Regions from separate parts of the Homo sapiens genome. Here regions 2 and 3 are each linked to region 1. The links are chromatin loops, found by intact Hi-C in ENCODE. Cell type or tissue: Calu3. All regions are shown on one strand.

Region 1 (8,000 bases):
GATTTTATATGAATATGCCTTGCATGCTGCCTAGCATATAGAAAACAAAAAGTTAACAGTAATCATTATTTTTATTCATTTTAAAGTGGAATCAGTTTGGAGTATAGTGCTAGATATTGAGATTAATAGTAACATATTATAACCAATTCACCACTGGTGCCACCAGTAACTCACAAATATGTATAACAAAAGACATAGAAACCCATCAATTATAACATATTATAGAAGTGTTTTTTCAGAATGTCAGATTTTTTTTTTTAATAGAATGTTAGATTTTTTAAAGCAACTGATTGGAGTTCTGTCTCTTTAAGGAATTCTCTATAACCTATAAGGAAGAGTATAGGAAAACCTCCCAGGGCCTGTATATTATAGAATTTTCAGAATTAATCATTTCATTTTGCCATGAAAAGGCATGCAAATCATGACTGCTCTTTGATTAAAGTTCATTAAAGCTTATATTGGCTCCAAATGCTTATTCTGCTTTTCTTTATTATTAAAGACCTAAAAGAAAATGAGAATAAACCTAGTATAATTTGGAAACAAAGAATTTTAAAATTTTATGAGAGCAATTTCATTAAAATTTTATGAGTCTTTTTTGCTTTTTAGAATAGCTGGTCAAAAATGGAAAAATACTAGGCCAACTTATTGGATTGTCAGCCATCCAAATGATAACATCAAAATAACATTAGCCAAACCTCTTTCAGGCGGGTGAATGATTGGTGAATGATTGGATCGTATATGGTACTAATTGATGGAATGCCATTCTCCGGGACTACGCTTAGCAGCATACAAATCAGGAGTGATGTAGTTATCTGTCCTTATCTGCCTGAATCACTGAATGTGGGAAACAGTCAATCCAGACTCTAGATCCTTTACAAATTCTGTGATATAAGGCATCTGAATAGAATGACCAATAAAAGCATTAGCAGTCCTGAACTGTAAAACCCGGAAGCAGCAATGGCGGCAGCAGCAGCAACAGCAGGTCTTATTGGTGGGACATTTGAGGTGCTCCAGACTGGAGGTCATTGGGATAGCAGGGCTAGCAGGAATAGAAGAGAGATTAGTGAAGCTGAAATGCCATAACTACCACAGAGAAGTTATGTTATCTAAGTATTTTAAGCCCTTATATATTTATAAAATTTATGTATTTCTGTGTTTAGTTATAAAAAGGGTAATTATTATTGCTATTTTGATAGTTTGGTTTTTTTTAATGCTTTTAATCATAATGTTCTTCAGATGTAGTACTGTGTAATGTTGTCCACCTATAAATAATGTATATGTCATCATTTTTGTGTAAATGTTCAACTGGAAAAGCTAAAGGCATATTCCACCCCATTCTACAAGTGGCACAGGGAATTACTTTACCTCTTACTTGGCCCTCAAGTATCCACATCTCTGCCTGTCTGTATGAATAACTTCTGCTGAAGTAAGTTTTAGTGGCACATAGAATGGAATACACCGTAATACCCCATCAGCAACTTGTTAATGCTCTAAGTTTGTCCAAAAGCATGTTCCCTGAAGCACAGTAGGTACAGTGTGTGCATTTAGTCAGGAGAGGCTACGCTCTGCTGTGGTAACAAATAAACTAAGTAGCTTAACATAACATGTTTCCTCCCATTCATACAAAGTCTCTTGTGAGTCTGAGTAACTTTCTAGGGTAGCTGTCTCCAGTGGTGATTCAGTAATGTAAGATGATTCAATTTCATCCTGCCACCATTTCAAGGTAAGTTCTCCTCTTTTGCCACAGAAAGGGCTTCAGAAAGACCAAATGATTTCTTAGGAATATTTCACTGCCTCAGCCCAGATGTGATACATATCACTTCTGCTCATATTTCCTTGGCTAGAATTAGTCAAGTGAATTCACATGACTGCCAAGGAGCTGGAAAGTATAGTCTCCCATATACCCAGGAATGAATATTGATGATACGATATTGAAGGAATATTGATAGGTACTGTCTCCCACAGTATGCAAGATAATTTTAAGTCATGTAGAAACAAACTTTTACGACTGTTTGGTTTTTGCATGTATTTGAAAAATACAAGTAGGACATGAAGCCTATGAGGTAATGGTTTCATTTTATATTAATTTAAGTTTAATTGCAGATACTATGTGTTATACTAAAAATGGTGAATGTGGTAAACAGATGCCTAATGTTTTGGTAACACTGCCCTAAAGGAACATCTGTCAAACACAAATCTTAGAACGTAAAATTTCAGGCAAACTGGGAACATGAGGTGGGGCATAGCAAGCTGTTCTTCAACAAGTACCTGAGGTTGATTCAACAGCAGATAGTATGGGATTGCCTCCTGGGAGGGCTTGTTGTAGAAGCTAGTTGATTTTCTGCTGTTGAAATTGGAGAACCAGTGATGGAACCCATCATGGGGGAGACTGCAGCTCCTGATGAGTACCCAATTTTCTTTTTTTATTTTTCTCCTTTTTCTACCAGACTGAGATTGCTCTTCATACAATGATGTAAGACTAGCAAGAATGAGAGATTTTGGAATAAAACCCTTGACCTGGCAATCAATTCCTTTCTAATTGGCATTTATCTTCTCCCCTGGTTTTCCTTGTTGTCTGATATTGTTCAAACTGCTAGCCTGGATCCTCTCAAATCAAATACAGTAACATCACCTGATATTGTTGGTAACTCCAAAGTTTTTCAGTCCACTAAAGCTCTTCCCTTACTGTTGGTGGTGAGTCAGTTGTTGTTATTGTTTTTAATTTTCTATTTCCATGTTTCCCAAGAGTATCTAGAAATGGCTCCCAAGGATTCAGATTTTGATGTTGTGATTTGTCTATAGTATTATTGATTTGTGTGTAATTATGAATAGAAGCCTCTTTTATTCTCAAAAAAAGTCTTGTTTAGATGATGAGCTATTTGATGACTCTACTTCTGAGGATTCTTCTTGTTTTATTTTATGATGTAAGTGACTAATTTGGTCCCAAAGACTCTTTATTCCATTGCTAATGCCACATAGGGGAAACTGAGACTATAGATAGTTTTCTTAACAGTCATTTTTTGGCATCATCTATATATTTTCTATAGGATAAAGATAAAGGTAAAAGGACATAAAGAGTAGTTAAAAGAAATAAGTAAGGACATTGACAACTGGCAGATAAGCCAAAGCACATTTTGAGGAATCTAAACAACCCATTATTCTGGCATTTACTTCTAAATTGCTCCAACTTAATCTGAAGGATGAGATGTAAAACCAAAGACAGATCTTGGCATTCATAACATATATTCTCTTGTCAACACTTTAGAGGTGCATATTTTGTGTACTAATGAAATGATTGTAATGTCTCACATTGTCTCAGTTCTATAGTAGAGTTAGGACAGGCACTATGCAATCTTAAGTAGAATTTCAGCTATGTGAGAGTAGCCATGAATTTGCAATAAAAGGTGTAGGCACCACATTTACTTTTCCTATAATCCTACTATTAGATAACACATATAAGAGCTGCTATTTATTTTGTCATTTGTTTCCATCCTAGAAGAAAGCAAAAGAGAATTTTGAAGGTACAATGTATCACATTTAGAGCAACCTTTAGGTCTGTAGCTCATCAGACTGGCTTTTAAAATATGCAAGCATTCCAGGTTAAAAGTCTCTAAATAACTTCATGTCATTTTACTGTTAAATAATGTTTAGAGTTTGCTATCTTTTGTAGACCTTGGAAATCTAATTATTTATAATGTCCAGTGACATTTACATTTTGCTAAATATACTCTGCTTGTACAAGAACATCTCATGATTAGAAAAATGGGTAGAGAATGCCTGGCTGTACATATGCTTCTATATAATGCAAAAATATCAGGGTGACACATGTTATCTTTTTGTTATAGTTTCGTGATTTTAAAACATAATTCTCAAAAAGTTTTTAACTATTAGCATTTAAAATACAGAATAAGAAAAAGTTATCATAGTTGAGATCAGTGTTTACCATTTAACTCTCCACTATCAAATCAAATATCTATTCAAGTTTATTGGTATCTTAACATAATACCATTCATTTCCATGCCAACAGCTCCTGAGTGTTTGGCTTAGTTTTTGAGATTGATTGAAGGTAGATTGTAAAGTTGACCTATTGTGTTAAGCTTATTTACACAAACACAGTGCCTTGGAAAATCAACTCTGGAAGTCCATAGCAGTTGAATCCTAAGGTATTGCACATCCTAAGTTTTCTAATACCTGCTTTATAGAAATCCCTTGGGTGGTGAATCTCAACTTTGCCAGTTACCTTACCTGGGGGAAATTACTTCAACATTCCTAAATTTGAAGTAAAATTTAGGAATTGCTTTAGGACAAAGGATTTGCCTTTAATTTCATTTGACCAATTTGCTTAAGTAAATAATTTATCATTTCTATCAAATTTATGAGACAGTCACAGATGAACTTTTTTTTTTCAGGCTCTTGAAACACACTTTTCTTAAAAGAGTTTAAAAATAACATCCCTAAGATATAAGCAATAGAAAAAGACTTAATTTTGAAAAAAACCTTATGGCAACAGTGAAAAACAGAATTTGGATTCTGGATGGTTACAAATAGATTATTTTCAAAAGAAGTTGGATTTATTCAACTTAGGTCAATTTATCTTGGTAAGAATTTAAAAGCGCTTTCTGATGCCACATCCTTGTCTGTCACCTATTCTTAAATAATCAGTCTATGTCATCACCCCTCCCGAACTCCCCATTTCCCCCATCAAAATGTGGACTTCTCTCCTGCTGCTGAGTAACGTGGGGCTGGTTATGACTGGGAGGGAGGATGGGAGCGAGGCACGTGGACCAGAAATACTTCCTAGAAACAGCAAGTACGCTGCTCAACCCTGCCTGAACTTTCCTGTAAACAGCCACTGACAGACTGCATCCCTGCTGGGTGGATCCTGCGACTCCTAGAGGGAATGGCACTTCTTGTTTTTAATTAGCAAGGTGAAAGGTGAATTAAAACTAGCAGTTTGGCAAGTCAGTGCAAGAGGCTGACTTCTGAGAGGCTTCCAGGAGCCCGAAGAGAGGACCTCCACGGGAGAAGGGAGTGCGTGTGCTCGGTTTTGTTTTTTTCTCTCTTTTTTTTTTTTTTTTCTGAATGAACAGCTTTGCCCAAGTGACTGAAAAATACAGCTTCTTCCTGAATCTACCGGCGTAGTTGCTGAAGAGCGCTCTAGACAGGACATGGCTCTGAAGACTCACTCTTTGGAATGTCCTCTTGCTCCCGGCTTATAAACAACTGTCCCGAGGAAAGAAAGGTTTTACATAGCCAAATACAGCCTGACAAATGGCACTTCGGAACTGTGCTTTCTGATGACAACGCGTTCGATTTCTGACAAAGCCTCTCGCACGCTGCCCCTGGAGGGAAGTCCTAAGTAAAACTCAGACCCTCCTTAAAGTGAGGAGCGAGGGCTTGGACGGTGAACACGGCAGCATGGCATCCGCGGGGCACATTATCACCTTGCTCCTGTGGGGTTACTTACTGGAGCTTTGGACAGGAGGTCATACAGCTGATACTACCCACCCCCGGTTACGCCTGTCACATAAAGGTAGGTTACCTTTCCAGATCCTTTTGTTTAAAAAAAAAAAAAAAGAAAAAGAAAAAAGAAAAAAAAAGTCGTTTAACATTAACATAGGCTTATGGTCTTCAAAGACCTTTAAAATGCACCTGAAAAATTTATTGCAAAACTGACCTAAAATTCTAAGTACCTCTGATTAATGTGTCATACTCACCTCATCTGAAAACAGTGCAAAATCACATGTCAACTTAGAGATGTTATTTTTGTCTGTAAACATTGGATTTTATCAATAAGGAGTTCACTCACTAGCCCGCGGAACACAGGAAGGGAGGAAGCAGGTTGAAAATAGCCTTGAGAGGCTGAATCCACCAAGTTAACAGTAGATATTTAAATATCAGTTTATGCATATGAGAAACAAGGATGCTGGGAAAGGGCTATAGAAATAGGGGTGCAATTTGTTCTTTTTGTTTTTGTTTTGTTTTGTTTCCATAATGGAGGTAAGAGGAGAAAATAAAAATCCCGAGGAGAAAAATGATGCCCTACCCATAACTGTCATCATCATGTAATTAAAATGATTAACAACTAATATAAATTAGTTTTCCAGTTGAATTGATTATTAGAATTTTTTCATGTGTGGCAAAGGAAAATAGTTTATGACAATGCTTGTAAAATGGCTAATATGGATTAAAGTATTAGTATTCACTAGCATTTGTAGTGTAAATTTATATTGCCTTAATGAAGATCTAACAGCAAATGTTTAAATATTTCATTCTACAATTGTCTTGTAAAGCAACATCATACTCATAAATAAATGATTAAAAGATAGATTTTGCATCAGGACCAATACAAGCCAGTCATGAATAGGTTTGGTAATTCCTCCTGTAAACAAACAAATAATAAACAAAACCATGCTCAGAGAAAGTGACTTTGCTGACTTAATATAAATTCGGAATAAATTGTCAGCAAAGAAGTATTTATTATCACTAGCCATTGACACATTGAGACAGATAGCAGATGTAATACTCAGGATTACATAAGAATCATTTTTCAATTGTGTAAGCTTTTAAATTGTCCCCCACTGTAGAAAGAACAGAAGCTTGTATTTTCTAAGTACAGGTAGAATATTTATCAGGAGAAACAAAAAGGGAGTCCTCAATTTTATGTGACACGTTTGGCCTTTTTGTCTTTTTATTGGACAATCTTCAGTAAATGTTGACTATAGAAATTTTTTCATTTTTAGAATAGTGGATGTTTTCTTAGTTTAAATAGATTTCCTATAATACTATCCAGTAGATAATATAAATTTAAGAAATCCATTGATACTAAATTGGTAAAGTGTTTAAAATATAGTGCCCAGAATTAACACTAATCTTTTAACTTGGGAAGATGTATCATGGTATGTATCAAAATGCCTATTTCTAAGAAGTTTATCATCAAAGATGTCAACATGTACAAATTTGATGTGATGGAATATGGACAAATAAAAATGCAAAAAAATATAATTGATTGTTTTTCTTATGTAGACAAGTAGATAAGCTGCCAGTTTTTGCAAGCTACAATTCTGTTATATCTAGTATTAACATTTTATACCCTATTATTGGGGTACTTGTGTTTTCATGGTTCAATATCAGTGTGTTTTCCAACAGGTCACATTTTAATATTTCATAAGAGAGTTAATAATTTGATCAAAAAATACCAAAGTTCTCTGATACAAGTAAATGTTATGCATAATACTATTATCGAGTTCATCTTTATTATGTCACTTATATTCAAAGAAATAATTGTAACTGATGTTATGAGTGGTGTCATATGGTGTGAGAGTAAAACCGCTAGTATCTATATGTACAATAGACTGAAAACTCCCACAGGATTTCCCTTAACTTTGAATTTAATGGAACCAGCTGAAAATGCACAATATGATGTTTTTATACAAAGGCAGAATAGAGAGAGTTACCTGAAAATAGAATGTTCCTACTTGTGCAATTTAGTTAGTAAAGTCAGTTAAGAGATCACACTGGAGATGCTACCTGAAGCAGCAAATGCCTACTGCACCTCAGGGGCCTCAGTGAAAAGAAGAGCATATATACTGTCAGAGGAGGGATATTCAGTCCCACCAATACAATATGAACAGCCCATTTATCTCTCTAGACTCTGGAATTCAGTGAATATTTTAGAAGTCTTCAAAAACTAGGAATAAGATATTACAGATTAATCTTTTGCTGACTTGACTAATGTCAGTAACGACAAGTGTTCAGTAGCGAGTGAATTAAGTAATTAATATTTAAATGAGTATATAATCTTTCAATATAAGAGGCACTAGGTATATGTCATATAGCATCTCTGTACCGCTGCCTGACCACTAGCAAGGAAATCCAGGAGGCTCCCTGGAGATAGCCTACTAGAATAATTCAGAAATTCTTTTCACAGTTAATGATCTAAGCTGTATGGGAGAAAGGCAGGCATTTTTCTCATATTCTTCACTTTTAAGATGAAAACA
Region 2 (8,000 bases), 100 kb after region 1:
GTTATACTTTTATTACTAATGAGGTTGAAAACTTTTTATATGTGTATTGAAATGTATGTCCTCTTTTGTGAAAGTCTAATCATATTTCTTGCCTATTTTTTCTAGTGGGATGTTTGCATTTTTCTTGTTGATGTGTGGGACTTCTCATATATTTACCAACTCTCTTGTACAGTGTCACAGATTAATGATTCCAGGAAATGGTTGGAGTTTCTCTTGGTCATCTTATCAGAACTTCTTGATATAGAAATGAATTTTCTGATGAGTAGATGATAAAATAATGGATACAATAATAGAGTAAGATGCTAAAACTGGTGGATATTCTGTAATATAAACAAAACAAAACAAAAATTCTCTTTAAATGGCATGTGTTTTCTCAATAAATGAATGTCAGATAATAGCTTCTCATTTACATTTAGAATGTATTATTTTGTTTACCTTTTGAAAAAGATATGCCACAATTTTTTAAAAATCAACAATGGTGAAGAAGGAAGAGCAACAACCCTAATTTCCCCTAATTGGAGCAGACTCATATAAAATGTTGAAATGAAGTAATGCCTGTTCATGCCTTACTATATATGTCAGCATTCCACTGATATCACTGGGTGCCACACACATGCACAGGAATTCAGAAGTTAGCTTACTGGAAATGGATAGAATAACCATTGTAAGATCATAACAATTTGATTAGTTCTTCAAAACAAGGATTTGGATCAACACAAAATACCATCTGTCTAAAGCAATTGTGAATGTGGGTGTTATCCGTTCTCTAAATGATAGGCGACCTATATAGTCAATACCATATGTGTTTAATATCGAAGCAGATTAGATGAATGAAGACAGTTGATTTTCTTGGCTTACGATGTTTCTTTAACATATTTTTTTGTGGATTGATTTGTGTAACCTCAAATGGCGTAAATAAAACTGTGGTTTTTACATTGCAAAAATTATGGACTAAAGAAATTTACTGCAGGATAGACGAGGGTATTTTGACATGCCAATGTTAATAATGTGGATGCTTTAACCTAGAAAAAGATTGATTTTGGAAATGAAACTCCTAAATATGATTATTTGCCATTCATTGCTGAGCTGAAACTGTTACGGCCATAAATGCACAGAAGAAAAGGGAAGAAAGAATGGGTTTAACCTCATAATGATTAGATTATGGAAAAATGAAAAAGCACTCATGTTGCTGACACTCATGAGGAAGCCTAGAACTTTTAGTATACTTGTCTGGGATCTAGCAGAAGATGAAAATAAGTGGATAAAGTCATTTTTACATGTTTACATTTTACTGTTTATCTTTAATAGTAATATTGGTGAAAATGTCCTATGGATATAGAATTAAGAAAAGGTGAGTTAGACATTAGATACAGAGACAATAATGATTCAATGGAAATTGATGAAATACCTAAATATGAGCACAGGTTCCATTCAATTTTAATGATACGAATGGGATAAAAGTATATTTAAAATGAAAAATAAATCATTAAAGAAGCCATGTTTGTGTGTAAAGGAAAATAGTGACAAATGTCAAAGACAGGAAAAGCATAATTGGATTTGATAATCAGACTAATAGATGGTAAAACCAGGACTCTAACTCAGGTCCATCTGATGGATGGGCTGTTCCATTTATAATTAGCAAATAGCCTTTATGATATGTAAAAGTTGTGCTTGAATAGAGATAAGAGTAGTGCTAGTTTGTTGAGACGTTAAATGAGATAACATGTTAAAGTATAATGTCAATTAAAGAGCTATACAAATATAAATTGGTATAAAATGTTGATATGAATGTTTCCATATAACTCAAAAATTGAGTTTTCATTATGTAGAATTCCAGTATCAAAAGTTTCTATTTGGTTGGAGATGAAATATTGTTTAATATGAGATATTAGTTTCTGTTTTGTCCTTCTTATTTGCATACTTGCAAATTCCCAGATGGTAGCCAGGCCTTTGGGCTTCTTTGTCTTTGGAGCATATGTTGTGATAGGCTGAAAGAGAAAGTTGCTCGACTTCTTCCTGGATTTTGTTCTCTAAATCCTAAATGTTGAGAGTTTATGCCCAGAGGAGGAGAGGGAGGAATAGAATTTGTGAATAAGATAGGTCCTTATTGGACCCAGGTCAGAGTTGGAGCATCTGGGAGTAGTGAGGACTCTTATTTTCCTTGCTTCAGGCATGCAGTCATACCTAAGAGGAAAAGGCTGCGTGGTGTATTTAGGAACAACATATTAGTGTGCTAGGCACTAAGGCTGTCAGCCTCAGTAAGAATCTCAGTGCTCAAGTTTTAGAAACGGCAGAGAATTGACAACTTCTTAAGGGATTATGCAGCCTGGGACTACAAATATTAACAGAGGTGACCAGGTGGACCAAAGACCAAAGGATCCACTTACCAAATACTCTTTCTAGATATAAAAGACTCTAAAGATCTCTAGACTCTCTAGAGAGGGAAAAAAATCTCAATAATGCACACGACTGAAACTCCTCCTTTCTGTTTAGTGGAGTCTCAGAGTCATGTATAATTTAATTTAGATAAAGAGATAGTTTTTGGACTTAACTAGAATATTGTAATAGTCATACTTCTATAAAGAAGACAGGCCCTGGGGAAGTAGTAAATCACAGATCTTTATACCTTGACTTGTTTCTAGCAAGCCATGAAAAACTTGAAGTAGAGCTGTAAGGTGGAGAAAACTTAGTCATTAAATATTTTTAATTGCTTCCAAAATTATAGCATCAATGTGGGTGTCAGAAGTGATCAAGTTCATCTCAGTTCTCTGTTTCTCTAAAATCTCTTAAACATAGATGTGAAAATGGAGAAAGGAAAGGCCTCAGGATAGATACAGTGTGTTTAAAAGGAAGTAGAGAGAGATTAATCCTGGAACAAAGACAGGAAATAGAGGAGACTAAATCTCTGGTTCATGTGCCCACCTTGGTCTCACTGGAGCCAGATATGGAAGAGGATATTCTACTGAGGGTAGCCAAGTTCACCCCTCTGGATCTGGCAGCCTCATCCAGACTGGGAAATGCTACCAGTTCCTCATCTTGTGTATTTATTTTCTGTTGAAAGATTAATGATTACTCTAGCCTCAGAGTGGGTGAACTTTTTCATATGTCTGCTTTAGTAAGCCTACTGGAGTCTGGCTGCTTGCCTCACCTGGCAGTTAAAAGGCAGGATATACCCCTCTGAAACTCTGTGGGTGGAAGAAAATTTGCCTTGGCCTGTGTTTGCTTTAGACAAACCTGCTAACCAACATCTCTAGCAGCAACCAAGAGGTTTTGGCAAGCAGCCAATTTCCTAAGGTTAAACATAAATCTTTAGACATGATTTGATAAGAAAATAATAATACCATGCATTCATCATTTTGGTGGCAGTTATACCAAAGTATGTCTGACCACAGCGGACCAGCTCAACTAAACTACCACGAGTTACCTTCCTTATTTAGGCTGTGAAATGTGGCAGAATAAGTGATTCCATTGTTAAGGGAAATCACACCCATAAAGAAAATCAGAGTTGATGGTTTTCTTACATAGATTTGGGCTTCGTGTTAAAATTCTAGCTGCAATTTTGCCAACTGGAGAAAAATTAGAAAAGTTTATAGAGCAATGATTCTACTGACAGCATCTCGATGAACTAGTCTCAGATTGTTAGACTTGTGTGGTATTTATGGGTGAATAATATGAAGTCCCATCAACTGTGATGTCTGACTCTGCCTAAATGCTAATTAATAATAACTTAAAATATTACTTCATAAAGATTACCAAAAGGTGTTATTCAGAAATAAAATTATAATGTTTATTAAAATACACTTACGATGTTAAATCAGTATTCTAAGAAAATTTGGCTCCAGTTAACATTTGGTGGTTTTTCAAAACTCTCAGGATGTATCACATAGGCAATTGGTTGACATTTTAGGAAAGACAGCTTATTAGTTCATTCTCAGCCTTGCTTATCATTGCTTATCATTTTCAAATGTCACCATTCTTGCTTTATAATCAGACATTAGGCTTGCTTAATTTCATCTTAAATTTGTCATGCACTTTTTGTTTAAACAAGTTTGAGTAAGGTATCTTCATCAATAAAATTTTGATGTAGGATTTGGTAACATTTACTTCAACCAGTTTGCTCTGCCTTTTGACACAAATCAGCCATATCTTTATTGCTAAATAGATACGTACACTCATAACTTGAACGTGCACTGTGTTACTCATCATTAATTTATTTTCCATTGGAATATGAGACATAGTGATACAATGAACATGAAATCTTTTGTCTAGACTCAGTGGATAGCATGAAAAAGTTTAAGACACTAATAAGAAGTTATTTCAAAGTACATAATGGGGTATTGATACAAATCTAATGTTGATCCTAAAGTGAAATCTATATCAGCTAATGGAAGAAAAACAAATGAATGTAAGATTTGTCTTGAGTAAAATTGTTAACGTAGGAAATGCTGGTTATGTTTTGTCTTTGTCTTCTCCATCCTTGCCAGTTCTTACTCCCATGCTACCAAAAGACTGGACTCTGTGCCTTTGGCAGCCTCCTCCTCCCCACTAGCCCTAGAGCTAGTGGTCCCACATTCACTATATTCCCCTCCTTTCTCAACACACACACACACACACACACACACACACACACACACACACACCCCTTATTATAATGCATCTTAACATGTTTCATTAAGCACCTAGTATTCAACTAGTTAAGTTATCCAGTCATCTAGTAAGCCTATAGTTATTCAGGGTAATAAGATTTGTAAATATTGGTGTTTTAGTGGAACATTATAAGATACTGGTATAGATAATTCTATCAAACATGAAATTTTTTTCCCAAATAAAAGCCTGCAGTTTTTCTTTATCCAATCTTATCTAATACTGATACATTATAATACTTGTCATCGTGGGATAATATGTGTACATATATAATTATATATAAAATATAAAAATATAATATATAATATTTTTATATAATATGCCCCCATGTAGCTTATTCAATTATGGCTCCCATTTCTAAACATTCCTAGCACTAAATGAAGTATAAATGCACAATAAAATATATATAATATATAATATTTTTATCATATATGATATATAATATATAATGTTATATAGATATCCGTCATACTACTGGAGATATATATTATATATATATATAATACTGGATATATATTTGTATATATATACACACATTCTACTGGATACACACATAAACACACACACACATACATATACATCCATACAGTATACTACTGGAAAATGGTGCTAACATATAATTTTCTTCTGACTTATCCCCAGTAGAGGCAAGAGAGCCCTGTCAAATGTCCTTAACAGTTAAAAGTTCAAACTGCACAGCATTTCCCTAGTTTTGACTGGCACATCTGTTTGTTTTCTCCACTATTTCTTTTTTTTTTTTTTTTTCATTTCTCTTCAACAGTTTTGACCTAAATAGCTGGGGAATTATGCCAAGGAAGGGTATCACACTGGATATAAAACTACAAGTTTAATAAAGCCTTGAAAAGCTTTCAAGACAAATCATAGTAGGTATTTGGGGATTGGGGGAAGAATTTTGTAATTATGAAGTGCATGATAAAAATCACTGTGGCCTGGAAGGACTGACTCAAAATGGATAGGAATGGGACTGGGGGAAGGCATGGCCCCAGGAGTTTAGTTGATTTAAGAGGCTTGGAAGACAAAGGAAGAACATTTGCCATCTTAGCAAATGAACATAGTTCTAGATGGGCTATGCCCCCATGTAGCTTATTCAATTATGGCTCCCGTTTCTAAACATTCCTAGCACTGAATGAGGTATAAATGCACAATAAAATCACATCTTCAAATATTCATTTTGGAATCAACAAGTAATAGCTAACTTTCTGATTTAGCAAGGCCATCATATCCTAAGTTTCCTATTAATGTATTTCTGTTGCTGGTTCATTAATTTTGTTAAATTGTAGCATTTATTAGCTGGCACCAAATGTTTATGATTGAAAATGCTTTCATCTAGTAGTTTAATTATCCCTGTGAATTGGGAAAAATATTAAACATTCAATTTTTTCAGCAAATATATTTCGTTCAAGTCAAGGAAACCATTAAATCATGGCTTTAAATACACATGACTAATCCAAGGAGATATGAAGCAGTGGCATAAAGGGTCCCACCTAGATGAGATGGAAACAATATGAAACTACAGCCTAAGAATCCTACTGGCCTATGTTAAGAATGCCAACTTCAAGGCTTAGATTCAGAGATACTTGGAATCCCACCTCTACCTGTTTATAGGCAACATGTCTTTAGGGAAACGATGTAAATCATGACCTTCAGTTTTTCCCATAAATAAAATGAAAATATTATTCATATCTACAACATTGAGTTGTCACAATAGTTAAATAAGATAATGCATATAAATTACTTAGGAAAAAGCATACATGTGAGCACTTAGTGTCTGGCACTGTGCTAACCGGGATTTTGGAACACAATACAGCAGAAACCTTTCTCATCAGTGAAGCTTTCATGCCTCCCCAGTTGGATCTCTCTAGGCTTCTACAAATCATATGAGTAAATAGTCATTAACTTGGGGCTTAGAACTGATTATTATTTATAGGCATAGCTGCTCGAATGAAGAATTAACACCACTTCTAAACAACATTATTATTTGATATAATATATAATGGATTTGTTCAAGCACTGTACTTCTCAATTATCTGTAATTAAGGTTTTAAATAAATGGCGAAGTAAGGAAGAACACAATAAAAGAAATTTATATACTTCTCTTAAATGTATTTTAACAAGCCTGCCATTAAAAACCCACAAATAGTTAGTTATTTTCTACTGGGCAATGATACAGGTGCCTATTTCCAACATGTTTCAGGAAATCTCAGGAAATAATTTAATTGGTACTTTATATAATTTTTTTGTTAATGTCTTTATTCTAAGGGAACTTGCTCTGTGAAAGAGAAAAGAGAAAGTGACAATTTAGAAAGCATTTGTGGGAGGGAAGGTTACATCAAAAATATAATGAATAAAGAATGTTTGACCTAACTAAAGATTAAACGTTAAGGTAAACTGATCAAGAAGTGTGAAAATATAGTGCTATAAACATTACCTTGATATTGAGGTTTTAGCTTGTGTTTTCTCTTTTGCCTATACCTAGCAAAATGGGAGTATGTTCTCAATTATGAAGTCAACATTGTTCATTGTATTATTTTATAGGCATGCAGAACGAGCAATATAGAGTTATTCATCTGCTTAGGAAAAGAGCCATATTTAATCAATTTCCTCACCTCTTTCCATCTATATCATCTTCTGCCAGGAGGAATTCACTTTACCGTTTTAGTTACAATAGAGCTGTCTTAGCTTGTAGGGAATCAACAAGCATTTTTACAGTCATGTATCACATTATATTTCTAAAGCTATTAAATCACAAACTTCCCATTACAAAAGAGCTTGTTAAGAGAATGACATTAGATGGAACTTTACCATATTGAGAAATCAAAACACAACTTTGAGTTTATATGAGTCTGGACACATAGGCAGTCTCTCTGGAATCAGAGAAGTATTTTGGTACTTGCAACCCTTGCAAATTTGGCTTTTTGTCTTGTTTAATAAAAAAAAAGTTCATTCAGTTTTATTTTATTGCTGCTTTTGGAACAACATGTTAAACATTTAAGGGTATTCATGGCAATTAACTGCCTTAAGACTGAAGTTTGTGAGCTTTTATTTTCTTTTTGACTGACTTATCCAAATAACTTTACATCTGTTTTTTCTGCTTCCCCAGAACAAACATTTTGTCAATCCATGTGTTTTATCAGTGCAAGACTATCAATAATAATAACCATCACTTACTGAGCATACACTATAATAAAAAGAACTTAACACTATACCAGTCCTACAGGTAGGTATAATTAGGAAAAACTGAGGCCCATATTAACATAGTAAGTAACTTCCCTAAAGCCTTAAGACTAGTAAACTTTTTTTAGTCTGTACATATATAAAGCATCACACTTTTGTGG
Region 3 (8,000 bases), 120 kb after region 1:
GAGACTATTGATTAAATTCCTGTGATGTGCCAGTCACTACTAAGTGCTTCTCTCTAAAAGTAGAATGAGTCATCTTGGTGTGTGTCCTCATCACTTCCATACTGTAGTAAGGGAAATAAATATTAAATCACTTTGAGAATATTCAGTTCTGGACAGGAAAGACAGTGGAGTATGGATTTCCTAAAGTCTTATCTGCCAATTATCTCTCCAGAATGTGAGAAGAGCATTTTAACTCCATTTTATGTTCTCAAATCCCAAGAAAATAAGGAATCAAGAAAAATATAACAAGAAAAATAAAGAGGTGTTGAAATGAAGAAACCTTAAAATCTAAAAAGATTCCTAATTTTTTTAATGTTGTCTTAAATTTTTGCATTGAACTATCTCCTTCAAGTTTCCCTAATTTATACATGTTTTACCCAGAAATAACAGTCAGCAATGCATGCTAACTTTAAAAAGTCACGTTTATCACATGTTGTTTTCAGAGCCAAAAGCCAAATGTCCTGTCTCCCGATGATTCCCATATGGAATAGTTGAATGCAAATATTTATATTAAAATTATTTTCATAGGTGCCAATCTTATGTCTTAATGTGGTTCAAATTAATCAGAGAAAACATACAAATCTTCACTCCATAATTTTTACAGTACAAAAGAAGTGAACTATTTAAGTAAAATATTTTGCTATCTTAAAATTTATTCATTTTTACGCTCAGTATCTGCTCTAACTTGGAAAATAAACTTTAGATAAGTTAATGTCATGCAAACATGAAAGAAAAATATGGATATTTGAAGATGTCTCTATTAAGAATATTCCAATTGGCTGGGAACGGTGGCTCACGCCTGTAATCCCAGCACTTTGGGAGGCCAAAGTGGGCAGATCGCTTGAGGTCAGGAGTTCGAGACCAGCCTGGCCAACGTAGTGAAACCCCATCACTACTAAAAATACAAAAATTCACTGGGCATGGTGGCACGCACCTGTAATCCCAGCTACTCTGGAACCAGAGGCTGAGGCAGGAGAATCACTTGAACCCAGGAAGCAGAGGTTGCAGTGAGTCAAGATTGCATCACTGCACTCCAGCCTGGGTGACAGAGCAAAACTCCATCTCGGAAAAAAAAAAAAAAAAAAAAAGAATATTCCAATCAAGAAGCACACATGCACACAAATAACTTGTTAAAAAAAAAAAAACTATGAATTTTCCCAACTTGTTTACTCCTTGTTTGATTTTCTTACAAAGTAGAAATAAATATTTATACTTGAACAAATAAAATATTAACTTTAGATGCTTAATTATAGAGTCATTTTAATGGTAAGCACATATTAGGGCAAGATGATTTTATTTTATAAATATGTTTTATTGATAATGTGTACTAAGATAAAACTTTTCATGCTATTGCAAATACTACATTCTGTTTCTTAAAAATAATCCTTGGTAATTTTATTGGAAAATGTCTGTGTGTATGTGAAAATGTACGTATGTGTTTTTGTGTGTGATGTATAAAATAAATTATAAAATATTAATTACTTTATAAAATACAAACTACATCAAATTCATGTCTGCTGACTATCTAGAACCTTGAATTTTTTTTTTCCCCCGACGGAGTTTCACTTTTGTTGCCCAGGCTGGAGTACAGTGGCGCAATCTTGGCTCACTGCAGCCTCCGCCTCCCGGGTTCAAGTGATTCTCCTGCCTCAGCCTCCCTAGTAGCTGGGATTACAGGCATGCACCACCACACCTGACTGATTTTTTGTATTTTTAGTAGAGATGGGGTTTCACCATTTTGGTCAGGCTGGTCTCGAACTCCTGACCTCAGGGGATCCACCCGCCTCAGCCTCCCAAAGTGTTGGGATTACAGGCATGAGCCACCACGCCTGGCCAAACCTTGAATATTTTTAAAAAGAATATATATTGGAAATTGTTTCACGTAGAATGAATAAAATTTACTCCTGCCTTTTAATGGCTATATACTGTTCCATTGTAAAATTCTTCAGTGATTTGTTTAACCAATACCTATATATGTAGTATCAACTTTAGCACTGAAGACTTTTTATGATAACATTAATAAAAGTTTTTTCTGATATTTGTTTATAGTGAGAGGCAGTATTACAAAGTGGTTCTGAAGACATATTTTTAGGCAGAATACTTGATTTATGTTCTGCTACTGGTTATTTAAGACGTTTTAAAAATTAATTTTTTTGTTCTTCAGTTTTCTAATCTATAAAATGGAGAAAATCATATTACCTACTCACAGGGTTATTGTAATGAATAATAAGCAAGGTTAAAGGCCTTAGAGTAGTAGCAGGAACCTTATAGTAAACAATCAACAACATTAAATCTAGATCTGTGCCCACTGAATGTAAGTTTCCTTCTCATCAATGATTCTCTTTTGATCACTGCATTATGCCCACGGCCTAGAAAAGTTGACAGCACATAGAAAATATGATTGAGTAAAATTTGAACTCAAATATGATGTGTTTATACATACAGAAAAATGACTATATTTAATAATTTATGTAATAATTTTTAGATTATAAATAAATATTAAGTGGGCTTTACTACAGATGGAGAGAAGAAAGTATAATCCGATATAAAGATTTGGGAAGGGGAGAGAAGGAGAGATGGAGGGAAAGGGAGAAATCAAGGGCATACGAATGCCCAAATTTTCCTTTTCTAAATGCTTGACCCAATTAGAGTTGAGTTTGCACTATTGAGAGAATACTAATACTTGATTTTTGCTTAGTATCCCTACCTAGCATTTCAGTTCAATGGATTCCAGCCACTTGGTTAGGGTCTCTATCACTCTGCTCAGCTTTTTTCTGACATCTTTCCAGATAACAGTATATCCTGGATAGACTAGCTAAAGTCAAGTATGAATGATCTAACTCTTGGCTATTTTAAGATTAAAGTCTCTTCGTATGCATAGATTACCTGGGTTCACAAAATGTTTGTAAATTTTTTGGAAGTCAAGATCTAATCTTCATAAGGAATTGAATCTCCTTACAATATGCTTTTATGTTTATTTTATAAAACATATTTGCTAGTTTTTGACGGGCAGCTCAAATTACCATAATTACCAAGAGTATACAGAAACAGCTATTAACTCCTCTATACCTTGGTTAATGTCTTCATGAATCAGTCACTCTTAGAAAGAAAGCAAGGTCATGGGCAAACTAGGACAAATGTATTAACACAATAACTGAAGTACAGTTTTAGGCCATGATGCTATTCATAACGTGCATGCCAAGTTAGAGTGCTCCGTGGTAGAAATGACCTTTCATCCCCTTTATCAAGCATGTAATTTTCTAGTCATCTGAAGAGCTGCTTCTCCTGGTAGTTGTAAATTCTTTAATTACTATTTTAAACACTTATGTTGCATTCCAATGATTACTATGTGAATGATTTCAAATACTCTACCAGAATGTTAACTTATAATGAGGGTAAATGGGCAACTTGAATACTCTTTTAAGCTCAGACCTTGTCTGGAAGATTTTTGTAGAGATATGACACTTTCATCATCTAAAAAGTATTTACCTCTCCACTTGAGCATATTTTTCACGTATTTAAACCCTTTATAGTATAATTCATTAAAAAATCTAAAAGACTATCTGAAGGTAGAGAACACTAATAAATCATTTTTTCATTTAAATGTTATTGCATCCTTTTTGTTCTGATAATATTCTCTTTCTGAAAATGTATTTGTTTCAAAGATTTATTAAAAATTTGAGACCCTAATTATGTTAACTAGATTATATTTTATTTTATTGGTCATAGTTTGCAAGTGGAGTTGGTAAGTTAAAATGTTGAAAACATTAAAGATTTGGATAAGAATAGCTTTTATAATGAAGACTTAGGTTTTACTTTTCCAGTCTTTTCTTGCCTGTATAGATAATTGAATGAGTATTTAATATTAAAATCAATAGTAAATTGAACTTATAAAGAAATTTTGGCAATATTACTTATCTATGCCAAGCTTCGTGCTCTTGTTAACCACACCTTATAATTGACAGTTTACTACTTGAACGATTTTCATGGTCTGATCTCTCATAAATCCCAGCTAGTCTTAAACAGTCCTTATCATCAGTTCCAACAAAGCTCCTATTCAATCCCTGATAATATTGTATTTCTATTCTAACTTCAAAGAAATAGATGAAAATATCGGTTGCTACACTTGTGATTTTTGATATTTCAAGTTTTAAATTATTTTTCAAGATTTATTTTTGTTTGAGTTTCCCAAGTTAGAAATGCTTCATAGCTCATTTGCTAAAGATTAGTTTTTATAATGTATATTATGTAGAGACTTTAAATTTTATTTATATTCAGTATTGTCAGTAGGCTAACTTAGATGACAGTTACTTTTTCCTACCAAAAAGGGCATTATAGTAAGAATTCTGACAAAAATTATATGTAAGAATATATTTTATAGGTTCAGTAATTCAGTGTAAATCAAATAATCATTTTCATTATATGTATAGACATGGGTTATAACGTTTTTGTTTAAAAGGTCATCTGTCTTATTATAACTAACTTATTCTTTTTCTTGGTTTTCTTAACCTTAGATGTTTAAGTACTCAATTACTTTAGGCAGAAAACAGGTTTTAAATATAATCACTGTGTAAATATTTTTATATTAATTGCCACAAATGATATAAGTTGTTTCCCAAAATATCACTAATGACAACAAACAAAAAAAAAATCACAAAAATTCTACGTAAATATTGACAATATATATGATTCTGGGAAAATACTTCATGAAAATGCTATCTTAGCTCAAGAAGTCTTTGCTACCAATTATGATTGAAAATTGCCAATCTCAAGGATGAAATATTGAAACCCCAAAGCTGATCTGCACTTACAGCTTCCAATGTTTAAGTATAAATATCTTTGAATATATATATCTGAGGCTTTACAACTAGGGTGTAGTTGTAACCTAAATTCTTGAATACCTAAGATAATTGAGCAGGAGTTGGCAGAAGCAGGGACCTAACTGTCATATACTCCATAGGAGCAGGGTTTAATGCTTAAATGGTCATAGTGCTGCCGATGGCCTAGACTTCCTTTCTCCTTATTTGTCCACCTACTCCAAGGAATGAGTAAAGCCTTGGGAGAAGATCACTGGTGGTTGTATTAGTTTTCTAGGGCTGCCATAACAAAGTACCACAAGTGGAATTGCCTTAAGCAACAGAAATTTAATTTCTCACAGTCCTTGAGGCTGGAAGTCCAAAATTAATATGTCCATAGAACCATGTTCCCTCTGAAGGATCTAGAGAAAAAAACCTTTTTTTCCCCCCCACTTCTTAGCTCATGGTGGTTGCTGCCAGTCCTGGGCATTCTGTGGCTTGCAGATGCATTGCTCCATTCTTTGCCACCACTGTCACATGGTCTTCCCCACACCTCTATATCCAAATTCCCCTTCCCTTACAAGCACACTAGTGATTGGTTAAGAACTAATCCAGTATGACCTCATATTACCTTATAAGACTCTATTTGCAAAGAAGGTCACACTCGCAAAGCTGGGGGTTGGGGCTTGAACATATCATTATGAGGTCACAATTAACCTCCAACAGGGACATGGAGGTAGTCAGAGCTGATCCACGTGCAGCCACAATATGAGACTACTTGGGACCCTCCCACGGTTTAACTGGTTGATTAAAAATTCAGTTGAATAAAGATAGATGACAACATATACACATTTTAAAAATATTCTCCTATTCCTTCTAAAACAAAAAGAACTTTTAAAGCACAAACCACTGAACTATAAGAAGGGGATAGAAAACAATAGCAACTTAATCTTGGCAAGTGGATAGCACATGGATGAGTGTAATTGATTTGGCAGAACCGAGGTGGCCAAATCTTAATCCCACAAAGGCACAAATCAAGAAAAAACTTGATTTGTTCCATGGAATCTCCTCCAAAGCTTCAGGAATTGAAAGTGCCAAGCACCTATATCAGTGAGGGCAGAGGTTGGATTCAAAACTTTGGTTAAAAAGTCTGTTTAATAAGCAGTTGGAACCCCAGATCTTCTACCTTATCCAATATAACCTTTCTACTTCCTCTCCAATATCCCTGAAAATAATGAAATAATTTTTTTTTCTTTGAAGTAGGTAGAACAGAGTATCTTTGCACTGAAGTACTGGACTGAAATCAGGGAAACAAGTGAAACAATAAATATTAAATATCAAGACAGATGCTGTGCTGCTATGTGTTTAAAAACCATCTCTCTGGGAAGAAAGAGCCTTGATTTGTAGGATTTTCCGACCTCCATGGTGTAAATTGTACCACCACATCCAATTTCTAACAGTCAACATGATATCCTAGAATGTCAACTTGGGAAGAAATGTGTATAGGCTGTCATTATCATTGAATTCATGCCAGTTCTATTGAGAGCCACCTAGCCTTCTTTTCCTAAGGCTTCAGAATGCTGGCAGCTCTCCAGAGACACAGTTGAAATATTCTCCTCAGAGGAATCTGACTAGTCTAAAGAAATATATTGATGCTGGACTTCCTAAAAAAAAAAAAATAACCTACCAACCCTTTCTATAGCAAAGCTTACAGTTGACAAGCTCTACCCATGGGCTTAGAGATTCCATTCTTGAGCTGCTTTTAAACACAAGTATACAACCCAAGATCACTGGATAGCTAAGGAAATCATCTAAAATGAAATATAGAGACGAAAAAAAAAAAAAAAAACCCAAACAAACAAAAATGAAGGAACTTAGAAGAAACAAACTATTCTGGAAGAAAATAAAGATCTTCATAAAGATCAGAGAAAATATTGCATCCATGAAACAAGATCAAATTGCTACTTTAAAAATGAGCAGAAAATAAAACAGCTCTTTGAATTTAAAAGTATGCGAAGAAGAATAAAAATCTCAGAGGAAGTTGTAAAAATTAAAGTTGAGGAAATATTCCAGAAGTAGGGGGAAATGATGAAAAAAATACATGAGAAAACAAGAAAATCTGAGGTCACCCCAGAAGTTCAAAAAATAAGCATTGCAGAAAGAGAAAACAGAACATATGTGAGAGAAGTCATCAATAAAGTAATTGAATACTTTTTTTAGTAATTAAATAAATGTATTTTTAGATTGAGAGAGCCCAGTACAATGGATGAAAACAAACTCATACCAAAGCAGGTCATCATAACATTTTAGAACACTGGAGAAATATAAAAGGCTCTGTGAGGTTCCAGGGAAAAAAAATTAAAATGAAAAAACAGGTTACGTAATTTTCAGGGATTAATATTGCTTTGTTCTTCATAGCTTCAACTCTAAAATCCAGGAGGCAACAGAAAATGCCATCTAATTTCAGAGGAAAATGTTTTCCAATATAGAATTCTGTATTCAGACAAAGTGTCAATTAACTTAGGGCATTGAATAAACACGGTTCAGACATGCAAGTTCTCAAAAAGTTAAGCTTGATGCACCGTTTCTTAGAAAACTCTTAGATGATGTACTTCAGTAAAACAGGATGATTAGCCAAGAAAGAGTAGCCAATCCAGAAAGAAGGGATTCAGGTCAGGAAGAAGCAAAAGGAATCCCCAGAGTAAGAGTGATGTGAGATCTCAGGATGAGAGCTGCACCAACAGAGGGTGGCTAGTCCACTGTGCTGCCAAGCAGAGGCTCCAGGAGAGATTTCTTTAAGGTGATGAAACTGATGGACTACCTGATGCATCCCACAGCATTGAGAGGTATTTAGACAACCAGTAGAGAGTTACGGGTTGAATTCCTAATTTAAACTTAGAAAACTAAGCAGATTTTAAAAAGAGAGACAGAAAGAGAACATTAAATCTCAGAATTAAAAGTAGATCAGAAAGAAGGAAAAAGCCATATTTATATCATGTATAACTTTTTTTCAGGGATAAGCTTTTAAAATGTCACAATATTTTAATAGCACGAGAGCTCACAATTCTATACTATGTACAATGAATGACGTGTTAAATTCATAAAACACACCACCTGCTTCTAGGAATGTTGTGTGGCCCCTGCACAAATGTGCTCTCTAAATTC

Evidence for each region. A loop is a pair of places that touch in the nucleus more often than their neighbours do. Peaks named below come from ENCODE experiments on the same cell type or tissue, not always from the same donor. Only the 100,000 strongest peaks of a DNase experiment are listed, where the experiment ranks them.
Region 2: a loop joins it to region 1, with 4 times the contacts of the local background. A loop is called at or near these places in 3 of 110 quality-filtered maps.
Region 3: a loop joins it to region 1, with 4 times the contacts of the local background. A loop is called at or near these places in 7 of 110 quality-filtered maps.

The regions. Positions count from the first base shown.
Region 1 is chr7:83,645,961-83,653,960 of GRCh38, reverse strand. SEMA3E (semaphorin 3E) reads left to right here and starts at 4,822. Exons shown (of 17, transcript NM_012431.3): 1 at 4,822-5,533. The coding sequence starts at 5,419. In Calu3, no CTCF peak of the experiment used is centred here; DNase peaks (open chromatin) are centred at 4,820 and 5,360.
Region 2 is chr7:83,542,962-83,550,961 of GRCh38, reverse strand. The region is part of intron 1 of SEMA3E (semaphorin 3E); the gene reads left to right. Among named protein-coding and RNA genes, the nearest start is that of SEMA3E, 100 kb to the left of the region's middle. In Calu3, no CTCF peak of the experiment used is centred here; a DNase peak (open chromatin) is centred at 3,211.
Region 3 is chr7:83,524,469-83,532,468 of GRCh38, reverse strand. All of the region lies in intron 1 of SEMA3E (semaphorin 3E), which reads left to right. Among named protein-coding and RNA genes, the nearest start is that of SEMA3E, 120 kb to the left of the region's middle. In Calu3, no CTCF peak of the experiment used is centred here; no DNase peak of the experiment used is centred here.